3 separate regions of the Mus musculus genome follow, and regions 2 and 3 are each linked to region 1. A link is a loop called in an ENCODE intact Hi-C map of the cell type or tissue named here. Cell type or tissue: left cerebral cortex. All regions are shown on one strand.

Region 1 (4,000 bases):
ATATGCAGCTAGAGACATGAGCTCTGGGGGTACTAGTTAGTTCATATTGTTGTTCCACCTATAGGGTTGCAGACCCTTTCAGCTCCTTGGGTACTTTCTCTAGCTCCTCCATCGGGGGTCCTGTGTTCCATCCTATAGCTGACTAATGATCATCCACAAAACCCCTTTTCCATCAATGCTCAGAACAGCACTATTCTTAATAGCCAAGAGGTGGAAACAACTCACATTGTCTACTGACTGGGAGACATTAAACAGAATGTAACATGTCCACAGGTCGGAGCATTAGTTTCCATCAGAGAATAAGGCACTGACATGACACAAGACTTAGAGAACATCATGAGAAGTGGGAGGAGCCAGCAGAGGGACCACAAATTCTGTGGATGCATTTACAGGAAGTGTCCAGGATAAGCAAATCTGCAGAGACATGGTAGATTAGTGGCTGCCTGTCAGCTAGGGGTGGGGACAATGGACTGAGAAGTGATGGTTAGAAAATTCTTTATCTAGTGATTTAAGGATTTTTAACTTGTACTACAGTAATTACTATAGTAATAGCTGCTCAGTACTCTGACTGCATCTCTAAAAATAGTAATACTGAACTGTGGGCTTTAAATGGGTGATTTGTACAGTATACAAAATATATCTCAATAGAGTTGCTTTGTAAGTAAAAATAAACTGTGTTTTCCAAGGAAAGAATCCCTTCCCAGAGCTCATGCTGCCCTCCCCTTCGGGGCCATCCCTGTACCTAGGGACGCTAGAGGGTGTAGAGCTTCGGGGCCAGCAGGCTGGTGCAGTAGGAACTGTCAGCAGACATTCACGGGAGGGAAAGCTGGGGGTACAGAACAGTACCTACAGGACATGGAGCCTCTGTGCTGGTCATACTCAGACCAGACTGCACTAAGTCCACAGATTTGATTCCCCTGAAAACACTGTAAACTTCTTGCCATTGTCTTATTTAAACTCAACAGCTTATTGAAACCTTGAATGGTAACAAATTAAGCTAGAGAAGAAAATCACATCTGTAATTCCAGTACTCACAGGATTGGGAGTTCAAGGACAGCCTTAGCTACACAAAGTTCAAGACCAGTATGAACTATGTGAGACCCTGTCCTCGCCACAAAATTTAAAATGAGAATGACAAATCAAAACGTCCACTTTGGACTTTGTCCTGGGGGCATGCTCTGAGCAGTCACTTGACCCTAAGGAGGAAGTCCCTGGCAGCTGGATGCTGCAATCAAGTCCTGGTCACCTGACTCCCAGGACCCCCAGCTCCCACACTGCAGTATAGAAGCCTCAGCTCTACTCCTCGAGCCTTGCTAGCAAGCAGAAGTGGTCGAACTTGCTGTCTGAATTCCAGAGGTGCATCAGGAAAAGCTGACAGGGCTGCCTTAGCAGTGTTAACAAGTGCAGGCAGGAGCAGCCAGCCAAGGCCAGTCACAGTGGCTTCTAGGATGATATGCCAAAGACAACACATACAAAAACAAACACAAAACAGAAGAAAAAACAAAACAAAACCAAAAAACCAAAAACTTCACATGAACAATCAAATCCTTGGTTTGAAAACTCCATCTCAAGACAGATCTTTATTCACCACCGAAAAGCAAAGTTAAATAAAACTGAAGGAAAACCAATCTTGCCAGGGGAGGTGGCACATGCCTGGAACTCCAGTATCTGTGAGGCTAGGGCACAGGCTGCCAAGTAGCACTACAGAGCCAGACCCATCTCAAAGAGGAGAAATTAAAAATAATCACATCTGTCAACTGGACACTACCTGCTTCTGCCGTTGCCATAAAACCCTGAAGAAAGGGAGACTAGTCCCATAAAGTCCTACAGAACCCACAACTCCCTATTCAAATAAGTTACAAGTGGGCAGAAGGACAACTATCTTAACTCAAACACAACAGTACTGGGGAAGAAAGCAAGCTCTTTCTTGGGGATGGGAGAGCAGAGCCACCAAGACCAGGGAGAAACACTGCCACCAAGTGGTGACAGGCTCTCCAGTCACCCGAGGTTGCCTGGTCTTGATGTGGCAGCAATCCCAGTTTTGGAGAACTCACATGAGTCTGGCCTGTGAGAGGACAGCCTGGGTACTTAAGAATCTCCCCAGAAGACCAGGGATAAAGTCCATATGGTTGAGTACTTGCCCCGCAGGCATGCAGCCCTTAGTCCAACCTCCGCACTAAACAACACACAACACAAAAGCCAGAAAGACAAGCTACCAGCACCAAAAACCACCACCACCAAAAATCAGGCACGGGGGCACACCTGTGGCACCCCGGCACTCAGAAGTGGAGGGAGATTCGAGAGTTCAAGGGCAGCATCAGCTATACAGTGAGCTCAGGGGCAGCCTGGCTGACCCAGTCTCAACAATGAAGTCCCCGTGCCCAGTGAAAGACAAGCACTCCTGATCAAGAGAAAATGCAGAGATGGAGACGGCGTTTGCATTATTTCACTTATGTTAGCCATTAAAATCTCCCCGAGGTAAATCAATTTTTGAAAACAAATCAGCCACTAAGTGCTTCCCACCTTTTGCACAGTAACACAGAAGTCACACCGAAGATCCCTTACGCGCTTTAGTCTGGCCTTAAACGTTTACTTCTTGGTTCATGTGCTATCTAACCTAAAGTTCTTCAGGGTTTAGGCCGACCCAGCTGTACTCATAAGCCAAAACAAAACAAAACAAAACTCTCAGCCTTGGCTTTACTGGACTATATACTCACATAAAGGGCTTCAAGTCAATAAATCACTCTTATTTATGCCAAAAAGAGTTTCCTTCCCCTTTTCAAAACATGTCAAAATCTGAAGGCATCTATTGTTGGTAAAATGCACACTGTGATATGAAATACTTAAATGAAAAGAACTAAATGAAGGCTAAAACTGTTCCCTGGCACAAACAGAACAAAAAGATTCTCTCTGTTCCAAGTGGAGAGCTGCCTAAAAATTATTTCATAATGACAAAGAGTTCTCCTTCATATGGTACGCTGAGAAAAGAAACTAAAGGGCACGCAGCACAGACTAGCTAGTTAAGAGCTGGTTTCCAGCATCCTCTGCTGTCCTGACAATGAGGAGAGAGCCCTCGACAAGGAAAGCAGACTTGTGTAGACAGTGCATCTCTGGAACACAGCACTGGGCAAAGCCTGCCTGCAGAGGATGCCAGTAGACCGCTGCTTTCCCAGGTCCATGTTTACCCGCTTACTCGGTATCACTGTTCTCCAGTGCACCCTGCTTTCTTACACACGCATCCTTCTCATAAAAGGTCACTGGCAGCTCAGTGGTGAGCACTGGCCCAGCAGGCCCTGTCTTCGTTCCTGCCACCACAAAGAAAACAAGAAATTCATTGAGAACCGAGATTATTGGAGGCTCTTGGACCTTGGAGAGCCCTGAGTGTAGACTGCAGAGGCCCAGAGACTAGCTAGGCCTGGAAGACTCATATCATACCCACTGTGGCTGCTTTACTCTATGCCCTAACTACTCAAAATGGGCTATTCACAGCAGTATCAGTGGGAAAGAAAGCCTTTCAGAGACAGAGCTTGGGATGCAACTGGTCCCACCTCAACAATCCACCTTTCAACAAGATCACCAAAGGACCCCAATCTCATGAAAGCTAGTGAAATCCACAGACAAAACCACTTAAGAGACAAGTGTGTGCATAACTTTGCCCAGGGACAAGTGTACTGCCACCCACTTGTCTGTGGTAGGGACAACAGTGAGGCTCTGAAGACCAGAGACTTAATTCGAAGGTGGAGCATCGCTGTCCTCTACTCAGAGAAAGCAGTGTGTCTGCGTGCCCTCCGCCTAGCCCTCGGATGAGCACACTCCGCCTGCCACAGCTTCACTCTGATTTACTAGCACCTCTGCCATACCACCCGGGACAGAGTGAATCTTTACCAAGTATGGTCCTTCCAAGTGCTCAGTGCTGAGAGCCCTCACCCAGAGAGCCAGTGGCTTCCCTGGGTTTCAGAGACAACAATGGTAAGCAGCCACTACTGTGTGGGAGTACCAG
Region 2 (4,000 bases), 220 kb before region 1:
ATGAAGTACTGAAGATAATTGGAGTTCACTGGAACAATGAACTTTTGGTTATTGTACACAGACCCTACTGTCAGGTCAGGTTTGGTCTATAATATGTATGGACCAAGACAATTCTTATTTGTTTTATTCAGTTAGGTGGTGTCTTGGATCATAGCCTAGGTTGACTTTGAACTCATGATCCTCCTGCCTCGACTTTCCAAATGCTTTTATTACTCTGTCATTCATTCATTCTCCTGGCATGCCTCTTTCAGAACCCCCATTGTGGCTGGGAACGCATGGCATTGGCCACATAGAATCGAGATGTGCTGGGCGCATATGTGGCTTTCCTCAGCTAGGAAAGCAACACTGGCCTGATTCTGTTTCTCTTGGCGCCCTCGTATACAGCATAGGTTTCCCCATTAGACAACCACAGGCACCCTTCCTAACTGCTGAGTCCAGGATCCTAATGGAAACCCTGCAATAGAGTACCTGGGACCTCCCCAGACTGAGGCAGATGGAAGTGAGTCCCACACAGAGAGCCAGTGAAGCCTCTGCCTGTCTGAGTGGAGAGGACAGACAGACAGACCCTTCTCTAGTAAGGCTGTGGGTTCAGCAGCAAGATGTCAGGAAGGTTTTCTGGCTTCAGCTTCAGGACTATATATGTGGGGCCTGATACAGGTATTCTTAGGGGAGCTGGAGAGATGGCTCAGTGAATAAGAGCACTGACTACTCTTCCAGAGGTCCTGAGTTCAATTCCCAGCAACCACATGGTGGCTCAAAACTATCTGTAATGGGATCCAATGCCCTCTTCTGGTGTGTCTGAGGACAGCTACAGTGTACTAATATACATAAAAAATAACCAAATAAATGTTTAAAAAAAAGGTTTTCTTAAGCGTCTGAGAAGATGTTCTACATCAAGACTGTTTTCCCTACAACGGTCCTGAATGGATTCAAAACTGCCTCTCTTTATAACAAATGGAGACCATTTCAGAAAACCACAACTGGACACAGTGCAGAGACCACCAGATTGTGAGAGGCCCCACACCACTGGGCACATGTACATCACAGCTCCTGCATCTCTGACTCAGGGAACATGGGGCAAAAGGGCTGGGGGGAGATTTTAAGAGCCAGAGGTCCATGGAATCTGCTCTGAAGCAGTCTTTTTTTTTTTTTTTTTTTTTTTCCCCAGCAATGGCTGCATAAACAAGACTGGGAAAATGGGGATATCATGGACACATTAACATGGAAGGATAAAGATTTTGGGGTGACCCAGCTTCTAACAAACTACAGGCAACTAATGACTGCTGGGAGAAAGAGAAGTGACCTCTCTCAGGGACAGATCTGCATGACCTTCTAGTCTAGAGTGGTCAGCCTTGAAAGCATACACAGACCAACAACAAAAGCAGATTCTAACAGTTGCATATACCATGTGTGTGTGCACACACAGATCATACATATATAACAATAATAATCAAAGAAAAAGAGCCTATCAATTTGAGAGGTGGGTGGTTATGGGACTCAGGGTCTATACCTTTGAGGGTCTGGAGTACGGAAAGGAATGGAAAATAGGGACATAGTTCTATTTCAATAAAAACATATTAAATAGTATAAAGGACAAACATCATAAATCCAAAATTGTAATAATAATTATAATTTTTTAAAAGGCCAGAATGCGTATGTGAAAGACTATTCTTTGTCACAGAAGACTAAAATTTCTTCAAGGAAAAATTCTCACTTCTCTGGGTAAACAGATCACTGACCGTAGCGCTACCTAGGAGGCAGGATAGAGAGGACCAGATCCCGCTGAGGAGGTGGCTTTGCCCACAGTGGAGGAACTTGAAGAAGGTGATGACTCCTAGACAGGGGAGGAGACCTGTACACAGCCAGAAGCTTCAGCTGTCTTCAGGCAATCTGCGCTGCGCAGCCCGGAAGCCCTGCCCACCAGGAAGCCTTTTCTGAGCGTATACTCTTTTCAAAACCAGGGGGAAAGCTGCCAGGACACTGGGTTCCATGCCAGGTTGTGAGCAGCCGTGTCTGCACCCTGTAGAAAGACTCACACACCCGTGCTGTATGAAAGCAAGCTTGAAAAGCAAAGAATGCCGGGAATGGGGGGGGGGGGGGGGGGACATGGCTCAGTGAGAGCCCTTACTTACCTTTACTCGGTCCCCCACCCCCACCCCCAGATAAAAAGAGGAGAGAGGAGAAGAAGAAGGGGGAGAAAGGAGAGAAAGAGAGACCCGCAAAGGAGCAAGGGGAAAGGAAGAATAAACGAAATGAGAGGGAAAATGAATCCTGAGGAAATGAGATTGTGTGCGCACGCGCACTCAACTGGCTTCCGGGAGACTTGTTCTGTGAAGACTGACTGTTGCCTCCCGGGTCAGCCATGACTCTAATGGAGGCAAATGCCCGAGGGACAGTAGAAACCTATGGAGAAGGGAGACATGTGGGAAAGCATAGCTCAGGAAGGCTCGTGCCTGGACAGGACTGGGCTTTTCACCTTTCTTTGTAGGGCTAATTAGCTTCTCTCTGGAGCTTTCCTCTGGTTCTGAAGGGGCTTCACCGGGACCCAAGGTTCACCAAACACAGGTCTCAAGAGGCAGAACATTCAGTGACCAGGGTGAGACCAGGGCCAGCCAGGCGTAAGGAGGAGTCAGAAGAGACCCACAGGCCAGTTCAGATCAAAGCCAAACATCACAGAAGCAGAGTGATGAATGTGCCTTAGGCGAGTTCACAGATACCTGGGCGGTGGCTGGGAGAAGCTTCCAGGCCAGAGTGTCCTTCCAGCAGAGGCAGCGCGTCCTATGTGCCGCATCAGTGCAGCTGGCCCTGGGCTAGACCACAGTTATCTCGGGGCACTGAGTCTGCGGTCTGCGCTGGCCATTCCATTACCTTATGGTTGCCCTAGCCATGATTACTTTGCAAGACATTTGCTTTCTCCACTGAATTTGGGTATAAAAGGCACACCTACATCTTAGCCAGGAAAAACAAATATTGAAAAGCCACAATCAGGGTCTATGCAGGAATGAAGGTACCCCTGTTTCTCCATGATCTGCTGAGGGGCAGAGATAGAATCGCTCAGCCTCTGGGGTCAGGTGTACACGGCAGGATCCCACATCTTCTGCCGGTGGCTTCTTCCATCGTAGACAAGCTAACCTCTTGGACAAGTTAGCCTCTCAGAGACATACTCTCCTCCCCCTGTAAAATGAGGATCATTGCATCCGACTCGTGGGATTTCATCGTAGGAAGATCGAATGTGCTTGGGCAGAGATAGATACTGTTTTTTGTGTATAGAAACATCCTTTCTCTCTTTTCTGTTGATGGAGCTTTACCAGACACACGGTGGATTACATTTTCAAGTAGGCCTGGAATCAGTTGTGCCATTTAAAGTCTGGCCAATGAGCTACACACAGAAACGCTGTGACCAGCTCATAGGGGAAGCCCTCAACTTGAGAAAGCAATGTGTCCTACCTCCTTACTCTCCTTGATAGCTGGGGTTATGGTAGCTGAGATTCAAGTAGCCCTCTTGTTCCAAGCAGAAGTACAATAAAGATGGTAGGAAAACAAAAATGGGAGAGTTCTCGATGCCTGTGGAACTCCATGTTACAGCACTCAGCCCTTAAACTGGCCCCTGATGTCTTACAAGAAGGAACAAACCTTTTTATTATTTTTTTAAAATACTTTATTTATTTTATATATGTGAGTACACCATTGCTGTCTTCAGACACACCAGAAGAGGGCATCAGACCCCATTACAGATGGTTGTGAGCCACCATGTGATTGCTGGGAATTGAACTCAGGCCCTCTGGAAGGGCAGACAGTATTCTTAACCACTGAGCCTACTCTCCAGCCCAGGAACAAACATGTAACTTAAAAAAAACCTAATCCCTATGTAAGACTACAGATAAGGTATTCCTCCCCTGCACTGCCTCAACCCCTTCCTTCCTACCAAGGGCATCACAAATACAAGCATAAGGCAGAATCCCCAGAAGGAGCATTGGCCGTCCTTCTGGTTGGGTACACT
Region 3 (4,000 bases), 520 kb before region 1:
CATCAGAGTGGCTCACAATTGCCTGTAACCTCAGCCCTAGGGGACCCATGGGCTCCATCAGCACCTTCTCCCGGCCTCCACGCGCACTTGCAGTCACCTGTCCCGGCCTCCACGGGCACTTGCAGTCACCTGCACGTGGACACGTCATTTCAAATAAAAATAAAATCGTTAAGAGAAGGTCCAGGTTCTAGACTCTTCGCATCTGCTACCTCAGTATGGAGAATGCGGTGCCCACGTCGCCTATCCATACCTGTGTTCTAGCAGTTAAGACATACGCATACATAAGCCCGAATGTGGTGCCAGGTGGCTCTTGTCCTTCAGCATGTCATTGGAACCTCTTTTAATTTTCATGGCAACATGTAAATTCTACCCACCAACACAAGGCCCTGACTTCACAACTAATTGTCCTAGACCCTAGGATGTATAATAATCTGCAAATACAATGTGACACCAGGCTGCTCAACTCCATGGTGCCATTACCCTCTTAGGTATCCTCGCAAAAGACAAAATGACAGCAAACAAACAAACAAACAAACAAACGAAAACTGGGTGATCTTATTAGGAAGAAAGAAAACCTGTTGTGTTTTGGCATCTAAGAACTGGTCCTAATTGAGCAACTACACACACAGGTAGGGCTCTAAGACCTGTCTGTGCCCCACCCTTAGAGAAGAAAGGTGTATCTCCAGTATCTTTAGAGACCTTAAAGCTAGCAAACAGGTGTTCTTCTCCCACTGATAAGGTCAGACAGTTTAGCAGCTTCCTAACAACACCTCAGATCTATCCCATAAGATGCTTATCTTGCCTCTCACACCCCCAGGTGTGGAAGGAAGGAGCCCAGAGGCTTTGAGGCCTCGAAGGTCTAACCCAGCCTCGAGGAGGCGATGCTTCTCACAGGAAGGACGCAGACCACACTCCTTTCTCAAGTTACGAGATCATCTTCCCTCTCAATTACTCATCTCCACAGATGTGCAGTTTTTGGATTTGTAGTACGTACTCTACTCACACCTGACTACATTTATTGGTTTCAAACCCCAGAGCAATATGTAAAGCAAGATGAATGATGCCCGGAGCCTCCCAACTGTTAGTAAGAGCTTCAAGGGGAAGCCAGGTGAGGCTGTGTATGCTTAGATCTCGGCACTCAGGATAAAGCTGATGCCGATGCAAGAGGATGCCTCAAGTTCAAGGCCGTCCTAGGCTCACCAAGAGTTGGGAGCAGCAGCTTTGCATGCCTGTGTGATGATGGTTAAGTTGTTCATTATAGTTAAACGTTTAACAGGGAAAGACAAAGAAAGGTCGGGAAGAAAACGGAGCACACCAACACACATCGGATTGCCTGTGCAAAAACAACAGCAGCAATTCTTCTGTACCAACTACCCTGGCCATTGCTTTGGGCTTTATGGTTTCTGGTGAGGAACCAGGGAAGAGGGGTACAACTCTTGGCAGAATAGCTGGCCTAGCACCACAAGGCCCTGCCTGGGTTCAATCCCTCCTACTTGAATTAAAGTTAATATTTAAATCAGGATAGAATGAGAAGAGAACTACCACTGTGCCTTCCACGTAACTAACACGTAAGCTAAGACCTGTAAGAACTGGGATCTTTAAACTTGGTTTGCAGTCGCTGTTATCCAGGGACAGTGCTCTGCAGTTATCGTTATCCTTTTTTTAAAGCTCGTTTTTCTTCTTTTAAAACAGAGTCTCACTATATAGCCTCGGCTGACCTAGAGCTCTACCTGCCTTCCAAGTGTTGGATTGCCAGGTGCATACTACCACATCTCCTTCATTTTTCAAAAGGGATTCTGAAACCAAAGACGCAAGTCTTTTACTTACCACCCTAGCAGCAATTCTAAAGAGAACCAGTAGGTGGCGCACGAAAACAGGCTTTGGAGCCTTAAGACGCTGGCAGAAGATTGGCGTTGTACGCCAGCCTTGGGGTCTTTAAAACCTTGTGGGTTTTAACCAAGCTGAGGAATCTTACTAACCACTTTATGTAGGCATTGCAGAAATGAGAAAGCCTCGAATGTGGTTGTTTCTTTACATCTTAGTTCTGTTTAGCTAAACACTCTCAATCTGAATTAGGCAATGCCAGGGGGAAAAAAAAACGGCACGGGGGGGCAAAACTTGTTTTGTTTTGTTTTTTTTTTTTTTTTTTTTTAGAAGTTACTGAGGTGCTTTAAAAAACCAACAATATAGGAAAAACCAGTTTTCCCCCAAATAATTTCCCATAATGGGGACAACTGGGTTATTTTGTGGGGAAGGGCTAGTCAAACCGAATTTTCATTGAAAAGTGATGTGCCTTCGGGAGCCCTCCCCTCTTCTACTTTTGACTGCAGATTATCAAACCAAGGGTCAGGTTTCTGTCAGCATGTAACTGTAGAAGTATATATTAGAAGCCTGGAGAATCATTTAGGCGACTTCTAGAAATGATACAGCTCTTACAGTCTGTGAGGCTCCCGGTACAACTACTTCCTAAGGGAGGCAATGAATGGAGGTGGAGGCTAACTAGAGCCAAGAGTTCTGTTTGCTGAGGACAAAGCAAGACTTGCCTGACATTCCCTCTCCTCTCTTCAGGCCTGACCCTAAGGCTTGCCCCAATTACCTGCTCCCTTCAAAGGGGAACCTCAGCCAGGTGTCCAGAGAACAGACTACTTAGACAACCCAACAAGCAACAATCGCCAGCACCTTCTTCACGCTCCCAAGCGAATTTTCAAAAGAGGAAGTAAGTATGTTGCTAGTCCCCACCCTCACTCTCCAAAGGAACTGACAGGGTAAAGATCTGAGCTCGCTGTGGATCTTGGCCAGGAGGGCAAGCGCCGTCCCTGGAGCTGAACTTCCTTTGTCGAGAACCCTTTCTTTACATTTCCTTAGCAAACTTTCTGAGCGCTCCCTGTGACCGGTACTACAGGAAGTACCATGCAATGGCCTGACCAGAAACGCAGAGGGGCAGGCACCCTAAGCCAGGCTTGCTTAGCGGGGCTGGCACCTACCTTGGAAGGGTGCCCACTTTTCACACCACCCAAGGACTCACCCACCTCACTCTTCCACTGTTGACCTGAACAGAATTCCACCGGATATTTCCGAATCTGTGCCTCTCATCAATTATTTCTGCATTAACGTGTTTTGTAAAAGGGAGAGGTTCATTGCTTGGCTTCAGATGGGATGCAATGACCCAGGGAGCCGGCGATCCGCCCTCCCCTCTCCGTGAACAAGCCACCCAATTTTACTTTTCTGCCTCCACCCATCGGCTCCACCCCATGGAGAGTTGCCAGGGCGAGTCCAACTTGTCCAAACAGGACATAGCTTCAGATAAGATTCTGCCCACACCCAGTACTTCGGAAAGACCAAGTGAAGCAATTGATTTTACATGTAAATAAGGACAGGTGGAGAGGCAGGGACGGGGCAGACTCTCTCCAGCTTTCCAACCCCCCCCCCCCAAACCCTCCCCCGAGAGCGCCGGTAGGGCTGCGGAGACCCAAATGTATATTACTCTCCAGGCCGGCTCTGACGTTCAAGGGCACCTGGTTGGTACTTGGGTTACACATTTGTTTTTCCTCCTTTATGCTCGCTGACAATTCTGTGTTTCAGTTTTAAGGGCAAGCCACCCAAGATCAATTGAAAAATACCCACAATGTCTTAGTCCTGCTGTGTACACAGCTCCAAAGGCCTCGCCTAAGCCCTCCCGGTTCTCCTCGGTGAGGCCTTACATAATCAAATCCAGAAAGGCTGCGTGAGGCCACGGGGCCTCTCATCTGCCTGGCTCACTAGGTGCCCTCCCTATCACTGGAGACCCACCTCACTCCACCCTGCTGGGCCTCCACCCATGGGGCCCCACCCTGCAGGGAGTGGGAAGGCTGGGAGGGACCCGACTGGCTCCAAGCTGAAGCCAGTTCCTGGAAATTCCACCCTGAACCAAGGATGGCTGGAACCTTAAAAATAACCAGAAAGAACTGTCAGGGTGGTGTAGTTCCCAGTGCATGAAGTCTCTCTAAACTTTACCTCAGAG

Evidence for each region. Hi-C counts contacts between places; a loop is a spot of excess contacts. Peaks named below come from ENCODE experiments on the same cell type or tissue, not always from the same donor. Only the 100,000 strongest peaks of a DNase experiment are listed, where the experiment ranks them.
Region 2: it touches region 1 in a loop (2.5-fold over the local background); 15 of 42 quality-filtered maps call a loop at or near these places.
Region 3: it touches region 1 in a loop (5-fold over the local background); 17 of 42 quality-filtered maps call a loop at or near these places.

Annotation. Positions count from the first base shown.
Region 1 is chr5:64,287,420-64,291,419 of GRCm38, reverse strand. The region is part of intron 14 of Tbc1d1 (TBC1 domain family, member 1); the gene reads right to left. Among named protein-coding and RNA genes, the nearest start is that of Gm38634, 32 kb to the right of the region's middle. In left cerebral cortex, a CTCF peak has its summit at 1,981 (motif pointing left); DNase peaks (open chromatin) are centred at 1,983 and 3,073; H3K27ac peaks cover 659 bases.
Region 2 is chr5:64,511,670-64,515,669 of GRCm38, reverse strand. No RefSeq gene overlaps it. Among named protein-coding and RNA genes, the nearest start is that of Gm52815, 18 kb to the right of the region's middle. In left cerebral cortex, no CTCF peak of the experiment used is centred here; a DNase peak (open chromatin) is centred at 1,953; H3K4me3 peaks cover 499 bases.
Region 3 is chr5:64,811,533-64,815,532 of GRCm38, reverse strand. The region is part of intron 1 of Klf3 (Kruppel-like factor 3 (basic)); the gene reads right to left. Among named protein-coding and RNA genes, the nearest start is that of Gm31684, 3.3 kb to the left of the region's middle. In left cerebral cortex, a CTCF peak has its summit at 1,859 (motif pointing right); DNase peaks (open chromatin) are centred at 1,869, 2,708 and 3,840; H3K4me3 peaks cover 447 bases; H3K27ac peaks cover 1,699 bases.